2 separate regions of the Homo sapiens genome follow, and region 1 is linked to region 2. A link is an interaction called in ENCODE POLR2A ChIA-PET data of the cell type or tissue named here. Cell type or tissue: PC-9. All regions are shown on one strand.

Region 1 (2,500 bases), 340 kb after region 2:
GCTTTACAGTATCTTCGTAATTGTACAGAGATACTTTGGAGCACAAATAACATTCCTCATGCTCCCTCTCTTTCTCCCTGAGAGTTTCAGTCCACATAAGGAAGAGGGAGGGGGCAAAGAGGGTGAGACTATCATTCCTAGGCACAATGCCAAGCCACGTGCTAGGGGCTTCCTCCATCATTTATTTTATTTTATTTTTAAATTTTTATTTTATTGTTTTTTTTTTTTTTTTTTTTTAGAAATGGGGTCTCGTCATGTTGCCCAGGCTGGTCCTGAACTCCTGGCCTCAAGTCTTCCTCCTGCCTTGGCCTTCCAAAGTGCTGGGATTACAGGCGTAAGCCACCACATCCAGTCGCCGTCCATCTAGTTATATTTCATCCTTATAACTGAGGGGGGTTAGATATTATTTGCCCCATTTTACAGATGAAAACCCGAAGCTCTGAAATGATAAGCAATCACCTCCAATCATGCAGCTAATAAATAACTAAAGCAAAATGCAAATCCAGGTCTTCCTGACCCCAAAGTTCACACACACACACACACACACACACACCACATTTCTCTCTTGAAGTACCTCAGTACTTGCTTAAAAATTTCCACCAAATCTCCCTCTCCTCTTCATCACTTCCTGTCAAAGCCTGATGTGAGAGAACAGAAGGCAAGCACTGGGGCTGTCACACGCACAGACATTCCTAGTCACTCCATGAGAACACAACTGCCATCCTCATTTCTCTAGAGGAGCCAATTATTCTCTCAATGACCCTGTACTCTGTACCTTCTTTTTTTTTTTTTTTTTTTTGAGAAGGAGTCTCACTCTGTTGCCCAGGCTGGGGTGCAGTGGTGCAATCTTGGCTCACCACAACCTCCACCTACCAGATTCAAGCAATTCTCCTCCCTCAGCCTCCTGAGTAGCTGGGATTACAGGCGCCCACCACCACATCTGGCTAATTTTTGTATTTTTAGTAGAGACGAGGTTTCGCCATGTTGACCAGGCTGGTCTCGAACTCCTGACCTCTGGTGATCCACCCGCCTCGGCGTCCCAAAGTGCTGGGACTACAGGTGTGAGCCACCGTGCCAGCCTGTACTCTACCTTCTATGTCTATATCTCAGACAGAGATCGCCAGGCACTGGAGATCCTGTGGTGAACCAGGCAAATGTGGTTCTTGCCCTCATAGAGTCTACATTCTGGAAAATGCATCATTAACAATGCAAGGGCACTAAATAGAGAACATTTATGCACAGCAGTAACCAATGTAGGTTCACCAAGAACCACTAGTTAAAATGGAGAAAGGTATTGAAAAAGTAGATGAGTGTAAGCTCAAAAGGAAATTTCTAGGATTCTGATGCATGACTCCACCCTCAGCTGTTCCTAGTTCCTATTTTTGTTAATGACCTCCAGGCTCGCCAGATCATCAGAAGATGTAAAACTTGTTAAATGGCAGAGGACAAAATTAGGGCCTCACAGGCAGCTTGGAATAATGGGTCAAAACTAACATAATGAAATTTAAGGGATAAATGTCAAGTCCTGAATTTGTTTTACAAATCAATTGCCCTAGTGCACAGTGAGGGAGGCCTGGCTGCTGTGGCTCGTATGAGAAAAAGCAGGTAATTCTGATGCCCAGGAGCTTCATGTGGGTCCACAAAGCCAACTGGCTACCAGAACGCTAGGATGTAGGTGTGGGCAGTTCTGAAGGAATCCAACACAGCATGGAACACATGGTCCTTGGGCCTGCTCTGAGAAGGCCCTCCATCCACCCAGAGCCACCAGGCAGGCTGCAGGTGTCGAGAAAGACGGGCAGCATCTCTGCATCATCACATATCAGGGCTGACCACCTGGTCCCTCTCTTTCATTTACAGAGCAGCCAACTGAGGCCCAGAGAGGGGAAGGGGTGTACCTTGTGGGGTCAAAAAGTTTGCAGTAGAACTAGGGCAGCTCTCCACTATCTCGAATGAATGAATGATGTACATAGGTAAGGATAAAGTACATAGAGGGGCAGCAGATGAGATTAGGGACATCAATTTCATCTTCTTTGAGGCATCAAACAGAAATTAATGGAAGTGGTAAGTCTTCCTATTGACATGCATAGGTTCTTTGGGCTCAGTACATGGGTACATATATGTGTGCCCACACCATGCCCCACAAGGCTCTGCCTTGACCCCCACATGCTCTCCTCCCTGTCCCAGGCAGGTGCTGAAGGCATAGGAGAAGCATTGCTCAGCTCGTGCCCACCCGCTGGGTTTTCTTTCCTCTTTCCAAGATTCTTCTCCAGGAAGCCCTCCTGAATTGGGGAGTCTGTGGTGCTGCCCTCCTGCCCAGACAGAGAGCCCTGCCAGCTGCTGCAGCCCCTACCCAAAGCTCAGTGGTGGGTGGTTATCCTGAATTATCCTAAGGGGACAGGAGCCTAGAGCAAGCCCCCCATCTTGTACTGTTGCACCCTGTCCCATCATATGCTTCTGTGCCCCGGGCCCCTCAACCCCTCACCCTCACCATGGCCCTATC
Region 2 (2,500 bases):
CAGAAGCCAGGAAGCCACTGCCTCTGAGTTGTGTGGAGGTGTATATATATACATATATATGTACATTTTTAAGTTAACATTGGGGTTATATAGGCTGGTGATATATACTTCAAATAGATTACTTCACATAATCCTCACAACTCAAATAGTCAGGTAATAATAGCAACCACTTACACTGACTGAATACTTGCTATGTATCAGACACTGTTTTAAGTGCTCTAGGTGTATTAGCTGTCTGAACATTTAACAACCTCATGAAGTATTACTATTATTTCCATTTTCAATTGAGAAAACTGAGGCACAAAGAAGTTATAAAATTTCTATACACAGAGGTAGTAATTTTATCCCCATTTTAGGATAAATGCTAGGAAGTAGCAGGGTCAAGGTTCAAAGTCAGGCCCATCTTATTCCAGAGCCTGAGCTCTTAACATCATAAAATACTGTCTCCTATTGAGAGAAAGATTCAAACTCTTCTGTAACTATTAGAAGCAGGCTCCCTAGACCAACAATTCACTCTCAAACTGGAAATGAGAAAAGACCCAATGGCCTCCCCACCCCATGCCTCTCCCATGTGGCTGGCCCACTGGAGTGGCCATGTGGCTGCAAAGGGCCAGACCTGGAGACAGAGGCATGAAAGGATACACTCCCACTCAGGAAATACTTTTCTGGATTTCTGAGGATGCTTCTAACAAGATAATGCCAATGTCTTGCCCCAGAGAAAAAGATCCCTTTGGATCCCTGGATCCCTTCTAGACAAGTTTGGGTCCTCTGCAAAGCCCCTACGGAAGACATGTGAAATCCCTGAAGCCTCATAGGTGGTCTGTCTCTCACTTCATAGCTGCTAGCCAAGGACATTTCCACAGCCCTTTGGAGAAGCCAGATATCACGCCAAATGAGGTTACAAGATCTCCAACTGCAAAGAAATATTCCCTGCGAACAGTCAGCAAAGCAACTGAGTAGGTGATAGGCAGGAACTTGTTAGGCCAGTCACTGGAGCAGAGCCAACTGGTCAGAAGCAAAGTATGGAGAACCAGCTCAGACCAGGTCAGCATCTGAAGCAAAACAGCAGAGCCAACACAATGCTAGCTAAGAGGCTACTGCCAGAAAGGCTGTTTTCTAAGGTTGCAATGATCTTAATACAGCAGAAGGATGTTTTTCCATACAGGCTGAAGAGGCTGCCATGTCATCCAGGGACTGGAGCTCAGCAGGGGTAGAGGGCATGTCAACTGAGTAGCTAGAGAAGCCCACAGTAGGTCACACAGGAACCAGCGGAGGGTATGTGCAGTGAAAAACCCACATGAAGATGCAGAGGGTGCAGCGACCTCAGCATGGTCGGAACACATGACATACAGAGCACAGTAAAAGGTACCTGAGACCTCAAGGGGGAGTCACCAAAGGGCTGGAAAAGAGGGCAGTTACTTCAGAGTGGCAGTTACTTCAGTTTGCCACATACAGGGTGTGACAAAATGATTTTCTTTCTGTATGCATATAGAAAGCACATTTCTGTGGTTAACCACATCACTAGCAAGGGTAAAGCTGGCGCCTGAATAGGTTGTGATAGAGAGCAAACCTGGGCGAATGGGCTTAACACCTAGGTGGAGTTAAGTGAGGAAGGAGACTTGATGGTTCAGGGTGCTCAGGGAGTGTTCCCATCTCTACTCTGCAAATGAAAACGGGAACAAGAGATGGGTGGGTGCGTACTATTCTGCAACTTTCCTGTAAGTTTGGATTTTTAAAAAATAAGAAGTTGAAAAACAAAAAGGGTGGTCTAGCTGGGCACAGTGGCTCACACCTATAATCCCAGCTACTCAGGAGGCTGGGGCAGGAGGATCACTTGTGCCCAGGAGATGGAAGCCAGCCTGGTCAATAAAGTGAGACCCTATGTCTATTTTTTTAAAAAAGAAAGAAATATCTGCTGTATAAATTGTTTCCATGATTTATTCATTCCTTTGGTTTGGATTATTTCATTTTCTTAGTAAGATTCTTTTCAAAAAAAATCCTAGCTTCATGTTAGTGAACTAAAGTGAAAAGAGTTTGTCCACATTCAAGCCAAAATAACTTGGGAAACTCAAGCCTCCCTAGAAGTCAAACAGAGTGATTAAGGCAGTACTCCAAGCTGGAGAATGAATGGAGCATTGGTTGTTTGAGAGGAAAGCTACTTTTCTGAATGCCTACGCATCTACTATGAATCCTCAATTTACAGTGGGAAAAAAAGGTTCAGAGAAGTTAAAGTGTCCAAGAGGACAGCAAGTAGCAGAGCTGGGATATAAACTCAGGTCTATCCAACAACTAACCCATGCTCTATTATCTTAATGCCTCTAGAAAGAAGGCAAGTCTTGAGAACAGGAAAACTGAGAGAAGTACACAAATGATTTTTTTCTGCTTGATGTTGTCCCTTACAGAAGGCCCCCAAAGAGAGGACACAGTGCTCCCCAAGTAACTAGAATTGAGATAAAGGTAGAATGACAGAAGACAGATCCTCTACTTTCTCCATGTTACT

Evidence for each region. ChIA-PET counts read pairs that join two places held together with the same protein. Peaks named below come from ENCODE experiments on the same cell type or tissue, not always from the same donor. Only the 100,000 strongest peaks of a DNase experiment are listed, where the experiment ranks them.
Region 1: POLR2A ChIA-PET joins it to region 2 with 5 read pairs; 2 of 35 experiments call an interaction of 5 or more read pairs at or near these places.

The regions. Positions count from the first base shown.
Region 1 is chr10:100,851,638-100,854,137 of GRCh38, forward strand. No RefSeq gene overlaps it. Among named protein-coding and RNA genes, the nearest start is that of SLF2, 60 kb to the right of the region's middle. In PC-9, no CTCF peak of the experiment used is centred here; no DNase peak of the experiment used is centred here; H3K27me3 peaks cover 1,184 bases.
Region 2 is chr10:100,509,718-100,512,217 of GRCh38, forward strand. The region is part of intron 3 of SEC31B (SEC31 homolog B, COPII component); the gene reads right to left. Among named protein-coding and RNA genes, the nearest start is that of SEC31B, 8.9 kb to the right of the region's middle. In PC-9, no CTCF peak of the experiment used is centred here; DNase peaks (open chromatin) are centred at 1,004 and 1,514.